Regions from separate parts of the Mus musculus genome. Here region 2 is linked to region 1. The links are chromatin loops, found by intact Hi-C in ENCODE. Cell type or tissue: heart. All regions are shown on one strand. Links, peaks and the distances in the headings refer to the core of each region. The heading gives the core; the rest is flanking DNA.

What was found. Hi-C counts contacts between places; a loop is a spot of excess contacts. Peaks named below come from ENCODE experiments on the same cell type or tissue, not always from the same donor. Only the 100,000 strongest peaks of a DNase experiment are listed, where the experiment ranks them.
Region 2: it touches region 1 in a loop (2.5-fold over the local background); 11 of 42 quality-filtered maps call a loop at or near these places.

The regions. Positions count from the first base shown.
Region 1 is chr9:111,475,974-111,483,550 of GRCm38, forward strand. Dclk3 (doublecortin-like kinase 3) reads left to right here. Exons shown (of 5, transcript NM_172928.5): 3 at 6,645-6,777. Among named protein-coding and RNA genes, the nearest start is that of Dclk3, 41 kb to the left of the region's middle. In heart, for the core only: a CTCF peak has its summit at 3,135 (motif pointing left); no DNase peak of the experiment used is centred there.
Region 2 is chr9:111,424,650-111,432,226 of GRCm38, forward strand. No RefSeq gene overlaps it. Among named protein-coding and RNA genes, the nearest start is that of Dclk3, 11 kb to the right of the region's middle. In heart, for the core only: a CTCF peak has its summit at 3,698 (motif pointing right); a DNase peak (open chromatin) is centred at 4,512; H3K27ac peaks cover 1,090 bases.

The DNA.
Region 1 (7,577 bases), core at 1,065-6,064:
GCCAGGCTTTTGGTTTTCTTCAGACAAAGATGAGGCTTCTGCTGGACTTGACAACTTCTGTTGTCTGGGCTTAGATAGATACCATTTCCGAGCTTGTTGATAGAGAATAATTATGTTGCAAATGTGTTTGGTTTTTCCAAGATTCAGTATTCACCACTGTTGCCATGGTGACCAGCATCCATCAGTTGGTGTTCTTCACTTACCTACATGTGCTGTCAAATCAACGCTTCCTTTCTTTAAGAGATGGCTGCTGGCTCTCTATTAGACCTATCTTTGCTAAGCCTGGGGGATGCTTATTTTAACACCAACTTCTGACGGAGCAACGGATTATAAGTACAGCTGCTTTTTACAGACATTTTCTGTGCACACTGAAAGCTCTTAATGAATGTAGCTGCTTCTCATGATGTTTTAATCAACAGAAATATTTACATCTGATAATTAGGCCCCGGAGTAATGTTTCAGGCCTCCTGTATGGCAAGTTCATCTGGTCGCACTGATCTCATTTCCTGATATTAGGATTCTTCTACCCTTAGGGTTATTTAGACTCCTGAGATCTTACAAAGAAAGTTTTAATTATGAGACTTTCCAGCTTGCAGAAATATCCATGTTAATTGCTTCTTCTGCCTGTATGTGGTCCCCTGGAGGGAATGGGATTGTGTTGACTGAATCCCAGGGAAGGAGGGAGGAAGCCACAGGAGCCTGAGAAGAGGTGGTAATTAGACCAGCTCACCCAGGACGGGGAGTGTACAGGCCAGGTATCCTCAGCCAAGACATCTGTGTGAGCGGGCGGTGATGGAAGGGACGTTAGGCTCTAGCAGAGTCCTTCCAGAATCATCTCCTCCAGTGGGGCGGGGGGAAGAGTTGAGTCTTCTTCAGGGGAGGAGCTGAGAGGAGTGAGATGGGCTGGCGACCAGTTGTTCCTCTTCCTCACATGTGGAGTGCTGCCTTTCCTGGGTCTTGTCACTGTTCCCAGGTACTACAGCTCTGAGTGCTTGGAGTAGCAGAAATGGAGGTGGCATTGTAGGGACAGGTCACAGCTTGGGTGAAGACAAAGGCAGATCCTTTCTTGTTGGTTCCAGGATGAAGTAGGTTTGTCTGGCCATCTCACTACTGAATATGGCTGGAACTGCACACTGGTAAGTATGTGTTCTTGAGGGTGATAAGGAAAGCCTCGGGCAAGAAGGACCCACAGGGTGAGAAGGACACACACATCTCTTGCCCATTCTTCATCTGACATAAACGTCTTCCACCATTTTGTTGACCTTAATTCTCCATGTCCTTTTCCCCTCTCCCTTCTGCTACGATATACAAGTCGGTCTCAGTGGTAGCAATTCTCCGTGATCCACAGGCATTTCTTCTACCAGCTCTTACTCTCTCTCCTAAGCTAGAAGCTAGGCATGCACTCTTGTTTTCTTATTAATGCCCCAGGCATTAACAATTTTAAACATTGGTAATAACCACGGCGGCGCCTCTCATCAGGCCAGACTTCATGAAATTAAGGAACACAGATTTCAGCAATAACATGGAGTCACAAGAGACAGAGTTAGATGAAACAGGGCTTTAGTCCAGGTCATTTTGTTAGCGAATGCTAGCGATATCTTGTGGCCACCTTCCTAGGAGAATGTGTTCTCGGAAGCCCTTTGAAGATTGGAGATTGAATTTCTCAAGATTCTTTGAGTTGGAAAAAGCAGCTAAGTAGAGCTCTTCTGTGAGTTTCTGAGATCTTAGCTCTCCCTAGGCTCGGTTGTTTCTGGAAGAGCCTGATTCATCTTCTGCAAGGCCTGTCGGTTGGGGGTGATGTAAGATCAGGGGAGGAAGCTGGGGCTGGGGCTGAGGTAAACTCCCTGTTGTGTTTTGGCATCCAGCTGAAGTGAATAGGGTCAGGTGATCCTCCCTGTGGATGGGTTGGGATGGTGGGCAAGGAGAGAGGACTCTGGTGTCCTGACCTACAGCTAGTTAGTGTGCAACTCGTCTTTTTGATGGAGGAAGAAGACTCCAGGGTAATTATTGCAGCGTGAGCTTGACTGAGTTCAGGGGATCAGGGATGGTGAAAATATGCATGTAGTAGATACGGGTATCTGTTTCAAGATTCATAGTGCATGTGTGTGTGTGAAGGAGATCACAAAATTGAAGTTGCTGAAGGGGTGTGTAGAAATGGACTGTGTGTTTTTTAAGTGGGGAGGATTGGCTGTGTGGTGATGGAGCCAGTCTACAGGCTGGGGAGCTGACTCCCAGAGAGAGCAGCAGGGCGACTGAGCTGGAAGCCGCTGTTCCTCATCTCCTTTGATTCTCATCTTCCTTCTCCAGTGACACAACGGTGATGTGAAGTACAGAGAAATATGAAGCTATCAGATTCAATTTAGGAGACAAGGCTGTCTGACTGTCCTCCTTCAGCAGGCTGCCCTCAGCTAAAAACACAAGTGGCCTAGAGGCTGCTGTGCTCTGGCCTGCATGGCTCCCTGGCGTGGCCATTTTCAGACACCCTTTGTTTTTGTTGATCTTCCTTTCCCACACCCCTCCCCAGGACCCCCATCCTCCTCTTGCTGGTCCCCCTCCTCCTGGGTATTTTATTATTTTCTTTATCTCCTGCCTCTTGCTCCCCACCCCAGGAAGCCTCTTTTCCTCCTCTGGTATGACCTGTACTCACCCTCTCTACACACAAATATAAATATGAAAGTCTAGGATCTGTGTTGGAGAAAACATGTGGCATTTATTTTTCTGAGTCTAGGTTGCTTTGTCTAATGTAATAATACCCAATTCTGTTTATTTTTTTTCTACCAACGTCATGATCCCATTCTTCCTATGGCTGCATAAAGTATCGCTGTGTATTGAGCCACATTTTCATTCTTCTTTTTTTGGGTGATGGACACCTAGGCTGGTTCCATTTCCTGGCTACTGTGAACAGCGTGATGGTCAGGGGATGACGGTGCCTTTCATGTTCCAGTGTCAATTAGTGTGGGGCACTGGCATTTTGATATGGCGTGGCTTCTAAGATCACTTCAGTCCTTGTTAGTTGGAAATGTGCTTTGGAGGGAAACGGCCTAAAGAACCTTGAAGATTCAAGCAGGAATTTAGCAGAGATAAACAAGCCTCTTCCAAGCCTAATGTTGAAGGGTGCCTGGTTGCTGGTCTGTACTCTGCTGCCCCCTTCTGCTTAGAGATTAAATGTACATTTTAGATTTTATTTATTAAGGCATGTTTGCTTGTTTTTTTGGAGATAGGGTCTTCATTGCTGTACAGTGGAAAGTGGCCTGGAATTCTCTACCTTCCTGAGTGCTAGGCTTACAGGCATGCACCTCATAACTGACTGCATAACCGTGCTTAAATTGATAAACTGTGGAAGGGCAGAGTGGAGGCCAACTGATGACAACATAAAGATCTCTCTTGAGGGACACGCATGTAACTCAGTTGATAGAGTACTGGATGCATGAAGCCCTGGGTTTGATCCCTAGCACTGTGTTAACTAAGCATGGTGGTGCACACCTATAATCCGAGAACTTGGGATCTGGAAGTGGGAGGATCAGGTGTTCAAGGTCATCCTGAGCTAACTGGTTTGTTCTACATGATACCCTAACTCAAAAAAAATTTTTTTTCTTGAGATTTTGGGGCACATGTGGAGTTATCCAATCCTTCCATCACTAATGCAGACCACCTGGATTCCAAGCAGGACACTCTGGTGTGGCTGGAAAGGGGAGCATAGACAGACAGACCAGTCAGTCATTCATTCTGTGTGCAGCCATCACTTAATAGACTGTCTGTCAGAGCCCTGGATCAGCCCAGCAAGAACATGGCTTAGAACAGCAGGGTTTGATAAACTTGGAGACGTGGGTTGGGGGTAAGCGGATTCACAGGCAAGTAGATCCAGGGCAGGATGGCTTCCAAACCCAGGAAAGCCAGAAAAGCTTCTTGAGACATAGACATTGAAGTGGACATTTAATGGGGCCTTTGGCTGCTTGGCCAGATGAGAGTCCTGAGTGTTCCCTATCTCCACAGTCGAAACCAAGCCACATAAAGGACTTGCCAGGAGTCCTGGGATCATAGCTTAGAGAATTCAGAAAGCCAGTTTGGGGTTGGGGTGAGGTGGGCGGTTCACGGTCCTTGCTTCCCATCTTTGGAAAGGATGCATTCCTATTTACTGTCATCCCAGAGGGGATACTGAGAAAGCAGATAGGGATGGACTTATGGGTCATCAGGAATGGATATGTGATGAACTGGTGTCTGGTGGAGAGAAGTGTTAGACAAGTTTCCTGTTCGGGTGGAGGTCTGACTTGAAGGTAAGACAGGTATTAAGGTGAAGCAATATATTAAGGTGCCAAAACACTCACACATGGCATAGCCTTAAGTGGAATGAAGCTGTTTACATAGTGAAGCCAGCAACAGCCTCGAGAAGAGCTGAGGAGACAGGTCATTGGGTAAAAGTGCTTGCTGTGAAGGCAAGAGAACCTGAGTTCAAATCCCTGGCACCCACGTAAATGCTGGCCATGACTGTGCACGTATAATTGATGTGTTGGAGAACAGAGACAAGTGGGTACCAGGAACTTGCTGGCCAGCCAGTCTAGCTGAAACTAAGTTCAATGAGGGATCTGTCTTATTAAATAAGATGGAGGGGTGGGGCAGCCAATGTCCTCATCCTTGCATGGATACCTGTATCTACACACTACATACCTGTATCTACACACTACATACCTGTATCTACACAGGTACATACCTGTATCTACACAGGTACATGCCTGATGTATTGCCTCTCACAAAAATAAATAGATAAACACAGAAGAAAACAATAATAGACAATGCTGAGACTAGTAAAGAAACCATAACAGTAGAACCGGAGTCTTTAACACACCAGTCCTTCCCAGCAATGGGCGGTGTTCCAGGTGGGAAAAGCTGAACTCTGAAGAGACAAGAACATGATATTATGTTTTAGACAGGCTCATAGAGTCATTTAAAACTGATGTGCTGTTTTGAAGGCATATACAGGACACCAAACACAATACAATCTTAAATCAAAGCTTGAGTTTCTGGGGTAGGCTTTGGAATTGTGGGTTTCCAATTACTTTTTTTGATAGAAGTACCCATTTTATTTTGATGTATTGAATTGGCCAGATACTTTTGATTCTGATCATTTGGCTAGAAATATTTGCAAATATTTTTGTGGGGAACATTTTTTCTCAACAATTCTGTAGTCATATGATGGATGGAGACAGTCCATCTGGCAGTTCCATATGGAATTGCCAACACTATTTTGTGTTCCTTTCCTTCCCAACTAGACTTTCTAGCCCAAATTATTCCATTGTCTCTTTCAGGCTGCATCTGCCTCTGTGCGCAGAGTGAGCAGAACTCGGCTTTGGGTCCGAAACTATGGTTTGTTCTTGGCCAGGTTAACTTAGGAGCCAGTGATGTGAAGAGGCTTGGAAGGGGGCTGCAGGACACCCTGACTGGGATTAGGACACCCTGACTGGGATTAGGACACCCTGACTGGGATTCCCAGGTTCTCTAGCATGGAAATGGATCCGGGATACACAGATAGTGGTAGAAACAGAGAGAGTTTATTAAGGAAGAAAAGCACTTTATAGAATGGAAATGAGCTGGAGTTAGGTAAGGGTCAGAAGCCCAGTGGTTCCCGGATGGGCAGGCAGGGATGTGTGCACCACATTCCATGCTTTCTTGGGTTTTTCAGCCTTCCCCTTTGTCATTGTTTCTGCTCATATACCAGTCTTGACCTGGACTCAGCAATTAAGATACATGCAGCTTGTGGAGACGTCAGCTATGGGGTCGGGGGAGGCAGGGGCAGGGGCAGGAACCTCATGTGTGACACTATGATGTCATCAGGATCTCCCTCAAGCTGCATGCATCTTGAACTTGGAGCAAGACGGTACTGGGTTTGACCCTCATCATTTGCTCTATGTGGAGTGTAACGTACATTTGTTTATCTGTAGTGGGGTGGGAGCATGTGCCGCCATCCTATGTGGAGGTTAGAGTCAGGTTCTCTCTCTTCCCACCCTATGGGTTCTATACCCACTGAGCCATCTCACTGTCCCTCTAGACCACTGCTTGTTCTTAGTTTATGTTCAGAGTATCAGGACTCCTTGTTAGAACACAGCGGTGTCTGGTGGAAATGGTTTCCATCTGCACTGTCCAGCACGGTACTCAACTCACAGGTTGCTCTTGGACAAACACATGTGCCCAGTGCAGCTGAGAAACTGAGCTTTAATCAATGAATTCTTAATATCACATTTGATAACACACGAAGCTGAACTGGATTGTGCAGTGAACCTGACTCTGGTCCTTTGGTTGAAAATGTCAGCAGCTACTTTGACTTGGTTGCACACACACACTACTGTCTCAGTGTCCCTGGTTGCACACACACACACACACACACACACACACACACACACACACACACACACAACTGTCTCAGTGTCCCTGGTTGCACACACACACACACACACACACACACACACACACACACACTACTGTCTCAGTGTCCTAGGGTTCACATACAGACTATGGTCTCAGTGGTACAGGTTACACACACACACACACACACACACACACACACACACACACACACACACTACTGCCTCAGTGTTCCTTCTTTATTTCCATCGCAGTTTTAATGCTTTGGACCTTCTGATCCCTTCTAGGTTCAGCGAAATGAAGACAAGTCTATCACCTTGAAGCTGGCTGATTTTGGCTTGGCCAAATATGTGGTGAGGCCTATATTTACTGTGTGTGGGACGCCAACATATGTAGCTCCTGAAATTCTTTCTGAGAAAGGTAAGTGTTACCCTTTGCTCTTTGGTACTTAAGCTTTGCAATTGACAAATGCCTTACTGATTCCAGCAAGGAACTGTTACAAAATCTCAGAGAGCTGAAACTCAGGCTTGATAAATATTTATTTATTTATTTATTTATTTATTTATTTATTTATTTATTTAAATTGTGTGCATGCATGCATCTCTCTGGGTATGTGCATGCATCTTTCTCTCTCTGTCTCCATCTTCATCTCTGTCTCCCTCTCTCCCCCCTCCCCCAGTGTGTGTGTGTGTGTGTGTGTGTGTGTGTGTATGTGTGTGTATGTGTGTGTAGGCAGGACAATGATGAAAAATAGAAAAGGGGGAGAAATCTACTCAACGAAGGCCATTTGTACCCAGATCTAACACTATGGGAGAAAATGGAAACATTTCTTATGCTAAAAGTTTAAAAATTCCTTGGTGAACTTCCCTTCAAAGGCAAAAGAGATCTCATTTCAGACTCCACAAATATCCATTCTTCATTTGTATAGATTCCAATGAACTACTTTGGCAATATAAACAGGAAATATATGGAAGATAACTTGCTGTGGCATTATGAAGTGAATTTACCCGTTAGCTGAGACAGAGATTCTGGGTGGCTTGAAAGCTTGGTCATGGGTAGGAGGCAGGGTAGTTCCCAGGAGCTGTGAGGAGGAGACAGAGCTTGTGTGAGGTTTCAGTGGAGACTTGAGAAGTCTTACTGCCTTTAGAGTCAGTGGGTTGGGTAGGCGGAGCCTAGACTTATCCCAAACAGGAAGTGTTTAGATTTTGAATGACAGGTGT
Region 2 (7,577 bases), core at 1,516-6,515, 51 kb before region 1:
TAGAACATGCTGCCTCCTCACCGCCAAGGTGTGAGGGTTGCCAGTTCTACACTAGCTCTCTATACTATTTTGTGTATTTAAGATGCTACCAGCCATTTTTAAATGAATCTTCTCTATGTAGCTTCTGGATGCATGAAAGCCTTGTGCATACAAACAGTTTTCTAGGATCTTGCCTCCATCCTCACTCACATAACCCTACCCAAGCTTCAGGGCTTAGCTGTCTTCCTCTGACTGTGCCACAGAGGCCCTAGGTCCTGTGTAGTGACTCAAGTGGAGAGGGACAATAGCGGACTTCCTGGCAAAGCCCTGCTCCTGGGCTAGGATATAAGTAGCTCTTACTTTTGTTCATATTGTTTCTTTTAAAGATAAGCTCTAACTTTTCCTTACAAGGAAAAAAGCCCGCTCTTCCTTGGGACAACAAACTTACCATGTCTGCCAACCAGGGAAGGTGTAGCTTGGAGGCCTTCTACCTCCTTCACCAGGATGACACGACATATACATCATCAGTTCTTGCTCATATGCTCCCATTCAGAGTGGAGGCTGGACTGGAGACTGAAGCACAGTAGCTAGATCCAGAGGTTCTTTCCTTGAGTATCTTCCCTGGAGGGAGTTCCTCGCAGTGCTGCCTTGGTAACCCACAGGCTGCGTTGCCCTGGTAACCCACAGCTCCTAACCCCCATGGGGCTTCCTTGGGTTCAGGGGGACTGGGCAGGAAGCAACATCCTTGGGAGCCTTATTAACTATTCTTCAGAATGTCGCTGGGTCACGAGTCCCATGACTCAGGTCCCACAGGAGTTGTTGGGGGGGTCTATTAACATCAGCTTTATGTCTCGGGACACATTTTTTTTCCACTGAGCCATTTTGTGTGTGTGTGAGCCATTTTGTGTGTGTGTGTGTGTGTGTGTGTGTGTGTGTGTGTGTGTGTGTGTGTGAACAATTCCCTTGACACTCTGACATCTGTCTCAAATGCCCTCCATGGAGAACAAGTTCTCTGGGAAATGGAAAGTGTGTCACATGCTCTCATCATTCTGCTCTTAGGCTTTCCCTTAGAATTTTCTGACCTCCGAATTTTATCTGATGATGATTGTTCGGAATCTAGCCCACACCCTCCTGTATCCCTCAGCAGAGGGCTGAAGATATGTCGTTTGAGGTCTCAAATCCCCATTTAACAGCCCATAGCCATTGTACTAACTACTCTGTTTATTGCTGTGACCAAATACTTGACCGAAACTTCTTAAACGAGGAAAAGTTTATATTTTGCTTGCAGTTGGAGGGGATCTAGTCTCTCATGGCAGAGAAGACATAGCAAGTGGCAGGGAGGCATCTGCTCACATCACGTCTCTCAGCAGAAAGATGGATGCTGTCTGTCGCTCAGCGAGCCTCTCTCTTTTGAAGAAGTTTTGAGCCTACCCCATGAAACAGCACTACTCATACTTAGGTTTGGATCTTCCCACTAGAAAATCCTTCACAGACACCCTGGAGGTGTGTTTCCATGGTGATTCTAGTCAAGCTGACAATGAAGATGAACCATCACAGCGTGGTGACATGTGGTTTGAACAAGAACTGCTCCCCACTGCCTCATACATCTGAACTCTTGGTCCTCAGTTGGTGCTTTAAGAAAGTTAATGATGTTTTATTTTATTTTATTATTTTTTTGAGGCAGGGTTTCTCTGTGTAGCCCTGGTTGTCATGGAACTCACTCTGCACACCAAGCTGGCTTCAAACTCACAGAGATCCATCTGCCTTTGTCTCCTGAGTTGCTGCAATTAAAGGTGTGCACCACCACTGCCTGGCCAGGGTACTGAATCTTTTTGTTGTTTGTTTGTTTGTTTTGGTTATTGAATCTTAATGGAAGAAGTAATCACTGAGGAGCATCATTTGAGATTCTGTGCCTTCCTGCCACACCCTTCTCTCTCTCTCTCTCTCTCTCTCTCTCTCTCTCTCTCTCTCTCTCTCTCTCTCTCTCTCTCCTTTCTGTGTACAGATACAATGTTACTGCTCTGTTTCCTGCCTGCTGGGCGAGCCCCATGCTCCTGCCTACCTCACAATGACAGACTGTATCACTCCTGACCTGTAAGTCCAAATAAACCCTTTCTTCCTTAATTTGTTTTTCCTCAGAATGTCCTAGCATAACAATGGAAAAGTAGCTAAGACACGACTTTAGGCAAGAGGAAAAAAAAGATGAGGAGTCATAACACAGAGTGCATGGTCTTCATCCTTAGATAAAGCTGAGCCCGAATGTCCAGCTGCGTTGTGCTGGCTAAGGTTCTTAGACAAGAGGTCTCCTGTCTACATGGACTAAAAGTTGTCTCTCTCACCTCCATTGTTTTCCCAGGTCAATGTGCTCACCATACAGCTTAACAGCAGGAATTCAGTAAGCATCGTTTTGCATCAAAGAGTATCTTCCTAGGACAGAGTCTCTTAGGCAATTATTAAGGAATACTTAAGTTTTATAGAAACTTAAAGCTAAGTACTTCTCAGGCATGGTGGCCCTGTGAGGCAGTTCCATGAGTACCCATCTTGTGGGTACCCACCATCGCCGCTGAGCATGCGCGCCAAAGAGGCCTCATCTCTGTCCCTGTTTGTTCTTACTACGTCTTATGGTTCTGATAGTGCCTGCAGGTCACTGTTTCTCCATTTGCCATTTTGTTAGTCGCTTTCCAAATTCTTTGTTTTAGCCTTTACTTGTTACATAAGAAAGGGCTAGACTCAAACTCATAGAGATCTGCCTGCTTCCTAGGATTCAAGGTGTGCTCTGGCTCAGCCAGCAATTGTTTCTTTTTAAGGTAAGTTTTTGTTATTCTTGATATGTGTGTATATACATCCTGCACACTATACATTCACCTCCCTGATGGGTGTGCTCGCAGCTCCTTCCTTTAGGTGATAAAGTCTTAGTCTTCCCCCCTGAAGCCCAGCTGTTATGACAGAATGTGGTGGGAAGTATGTTTGTTACTTTAATGCCTGTGTTTCCAAATTGTGTGCACATTGCCAGCTGTTCTCTCTGGACACTGCCAGTCACTTTGTGCCAACCCTGATAAACCCGATAAAGGATTAGAGACTCCATGGAGCAGAGACAAGCCTGCCAGACAGAACCCTCCTGGACCAGACAGCACCTAGCCACTCTATCCAGCAAGAGCACTGAGGGAGCCCACCTGAGCCTATGTTAACCACATCATGAAGGCTAAATAAGGGGCTGTGATTTTGTGACGTTGGGTTTTGGAGTTAGTGTCTTGTGGGTGCTGTGTTATTATGGTGTATGTGTGTTATGTATGCACGTATGTATGTACGTGTGCCTGTGTGTGAGCATATGTGTGCATGAATGTGTGTGCATGTGAAGGCCAGAAGCTGATACCCCGTGTCTCCTTTGATCTCCTTTGATCACCCCTATCTGATGTATTGAAGCAGCGTATCTCACTTGCTAGCCAGCTGGCTCCAGGGACTCTCTGATTCTGCTCCTCTCCTACTGGAATCACAGGTGGGTTGCCATGACTACGAGGCTCTCACATGGGTTCTGGAGATCCAAACCTTGCTCCTCAGGCTTGTGCAACAAAAACTTTACCTATTGAGCATCTCTTCATACCTTTTTAAATTTTATTTTATTTTATTTTATTTTTTAGAAAACAATTTCTAAGGTTATTTTCTGTGCATGAGTATTTTGTCTGCAAGTATATCTGTGTACCACATGCTTACGGTGTATATGATGGCCAGCAGAGGGCATCAGTTCCCCTGGACCTGGAGTTACAGGTGAAATTATAGGTGATTGTGATCGGCCTTATGGGTGTTAGAGACTGAATCCGAGTCCTTTGCAGGACCAGTTGGTGCTCCTAACCACTGATCCATCTAGTCACCCCTTGATTTCATTTCTGAGACAGGGTCTCACGTAACACAGGCTACCCTTGAATTCACTATGTAGCTGAGGGGTTCTTAAATTTCTGATCTTCCAGCGTTAGCCTCCTAACATTCTGGGATTTGACAAGTAGGCCACCATGCCTATTTGGGGTTGGTTATTACACAGCAAAAGCTAACTAGAATGCTCCCAGCCTTTAACACCATAGTACAGTGAAAATCAACCCCTAGGTCCATTTCCCAACTTCGTTACTAGTTATATGATCTTCAGCTAGTTCATCCTTCTGGTGGATAAGACAATTTCCGCACATAGCTTAGCACACACTAGACAATCTGCATACAGCTAGCAACACAGCCTAGCCCATTTTAGATGCTCAACAATTGAGTCTCTGTCTCAGAGCCAAGGTGACACCGTCTGAAAGTTCAAGGTGTGGGAGGCACCATTGTTCTGGAAGCCAGTCTTGTCACTGATTGCATGACACGAATTCTCTTTTGTAAGATAAAACATTCTTTAACCATTAGCTCCACCTCATTACCAGCAATTTCCATGTTTAAGTTTTTTTTTTTTTCCTTAAAGACTGAGATAAATAGCACCTGTCCCTGCAGGACACTTGAGTGACGATACCCATGTGCTTCATTTCATGTCTTCATCTCCAGTGGTCCGGAGCGCCAAGCCTTGCACATATGACATTGCAACACAAATCCTGCCCTGTTCCTCTAAGCAGAAGTCACGCTGACAAAAGCCAAGGAATTACATAATTATCAGTGTTGCTTGCTAGATAATTGTTCTTTTTAAATGCTTTACTCAAAATAGTTTTTCTTTCTTTATTCTTCTTCTTCTTCCTTTAAAAAAAAAAAGTCTACATTTGCTACCGTCTCTGACTTAAGGGTAATTTGAATTTTCTTTCTTTCTTGGCATAACTTTTCTTGGTGCTAAAATGCTGCAAGAAACAGCATTACCATGGGTGAATAGAGGAAGCTGGAGGCTTGTAAGGAACTGGCCTGGACTGTGTTCTCTGACACTGCAGAGGTTCTTTTGTTTATCTGCGTCTGGCATTCTCTGTCTGCACTCAGTGTCAGTGGGATGCTCTCAACACTCACCCCACAGTTGCAAAATTCTTGAAATTTCAAACCAGGAATTCCTATGCAGGACAAAGACATGGACTCAGAAAAACCACAAAATGCTTGTCATTGCTGACTGACATCCTTTGAGGATGGAAATGTGTTGCCATTTCTTTTAAAAACCCACTTGTTCAGCAATTTGGTTTAAAAAAATTTTTGATCACTTGTGGGAGTTTTGGACCCTCAAATTTATACCCTTCATTAAAAATATTAATCATGAAATTTAAGTATTACAGTGTATGATGCTAAAGAAAATTTAAACACTGATAACAACAGTAGCTTCAGACGTGGAGCAGGAGAGACGGGTCCTGGCTTCTCTTTCAGCTTCCTCCCATTCCCTACAATGCTCATTACTACTAAGTCACAATTCTGGGCCTTCAGGAGGCCAGCAGGTATTGGGTAGCTCAGTTATTTGGTTTGGATACTGGCACCACAGTCCTCCATGGAAAGTATGGAGCCGCCTCTTTCTGAAGACCACACAGAATGGGTTGAAGATCACATGGTCTCAGGCCCCAGATGGGTGGGTGTCAGCACTGATCAATGACACTTGTTTGTTAGAATTATGTCTTCTTATTACTACTTTTTAGTTATTAAAGATGCACACAGAAAAACAATACCCACGAGACTGGTTGAAACCACAGGCAGACCCTGGAGGCGTCTTCATCTCTGTACTTAGGTAACCGTACCTCTAACGAACTGTGTCTGGCTCTGGGAAAAGCAGTTATTCTTATTGCCTGTTTCTCCTTGTATCACCCTGGGAAAGGAGACATTAGCTGCCACAAGTTGATCAACTTCATGATTTTTGTGGGTCCCTCAGGTATGGTACAGTGACCACAGGGCACATTGATTCTGACTTCTGACTGTTGTCTGCCAACATGACTCCATATAAATTAGCTTGTAGGAGAAGGCCCTTAGCAGGGTGAGGATATTCTCATTGTCTAGGCCTGTGGCTGGTGTACTATCAGCGTTGTCCCCAGTGTCCATCCATCCTCCGTCTGTTCCCCATCTTCTCCATGCCATTTATTTTCCTGGAGTATGACAGCCACTTAAGCATGGCTCCTTCCTTCACGTGTCATGTGGCAAGATCTGGGTCATACTTTACAGGACCTCATCCATATATTAGTACAAGTAATTTTAATTTCACACACACACACACACACACACACACACCACACATACATACACATACATGTGCGTGTGCGCATGAGAGAGAGAGAGAGAGAGAGAGAGAGAGAGAGAGAGAGAGAGAGAGAGAGAGCCTGAGCCTCACTGCTGGATACAGGGTGAAGATCACTATTTTTGTGTTATAGCAATAAAAACAAAAGTGGCTTTCCTTTAAAATTATTTTTATGTTGTTTTATTTGATATTGTTATTTAGTATATAAACATGGGCTAGATGCTTCTAGATGGTGGTAAGATCTAGGTAAATAAGCAACACCCTCAAAAATGGCTTTCAAAATCACCGCTCAGTATTGATATATGAATGGTCATGGGAAAGTAAAATATAGTCCCAAGTCCCTATCATCGGGAATAGATTCTTGGCAAGATTTTGGGTACCACAGGCTCCTGTCACCCTTCTGAAACTTAGTCTGCACATCTCACAACAAAGGCTATACCTAAAGTTGAGCATCATCCCTAAAAACAAAACAAAACAAAACAAAACAAAACAAAATACCAGCTAGATTTAAGCCTGAAAATGCTGGGCTACTACAATAAACACGTGTCATCCCACTGAGTCGCCACACCTGTCCTCAAGGGGTGAAGAGAGTATAAACAAATGAACGCCAGTCCTACTTCCCACAATAAGGCACCCATGCACACACAAATACATGTACAAGATACTTATATCTAATTCACCATTATCTGTGAGGTACCCCGACCTGCAAACGCTAGAAATCCAAGCTCTCTTAACACGTTTATCCAGGATTCAGTTATCCTTTGGTAAACTCTCATGTTCATCTCAAAAAGATAGAAAGATCACCCCTGATACGTGTGCTGCACTCAAATACAAAGAGAGAGACCAGCCTTCCCTGCCTGTCATGTCGCTTCCGAGGTTTGCTGTGTTGGTCTGGGACCTGAAAACTGCCTAGACCCTGAAGCCTAGCATGGCCTGCTGCTAGTTTTGTCTTTTTTTTTTTTTTTTAAATATGCTTGTTTTTTCATTTTGGTGGTGATGATGGTGGTGACAGTGATGGTGGCGTTGGTGGTCGTGGTGGTGTGTATGCGTCTATGATGTGATGTGCATGTGTGTATGAGGTATATATGGTTCTGTGTGGTCACATCACCGAGTGTGTGAAGAAAACAGAGGGTAATTTTCAGGAATGGGTTCTTAGCTTGCACCGTGGCTTTTATGCAGGGCAGGGTTTCTCTTGTTTCTGCCATCTGTGTATTCCAGGCTAGCTGGCCCAAGAACTTCTAGGTGATTCTCCTGTCTCGTGGTAGGAGCATTGGGATTATAGATGTGTGCCACAGCACCCATCTTTTTGTGTGTGTTCAGAGAATCTGAACTCGGATCTTCAGGCTTGTGCAGCGAGCCCTTTTGCCCAATGGCCCTTTACTCCAATCCTGTTCACTTTTGAGACAATCTCACTATGTAGCCCAGGATGTCC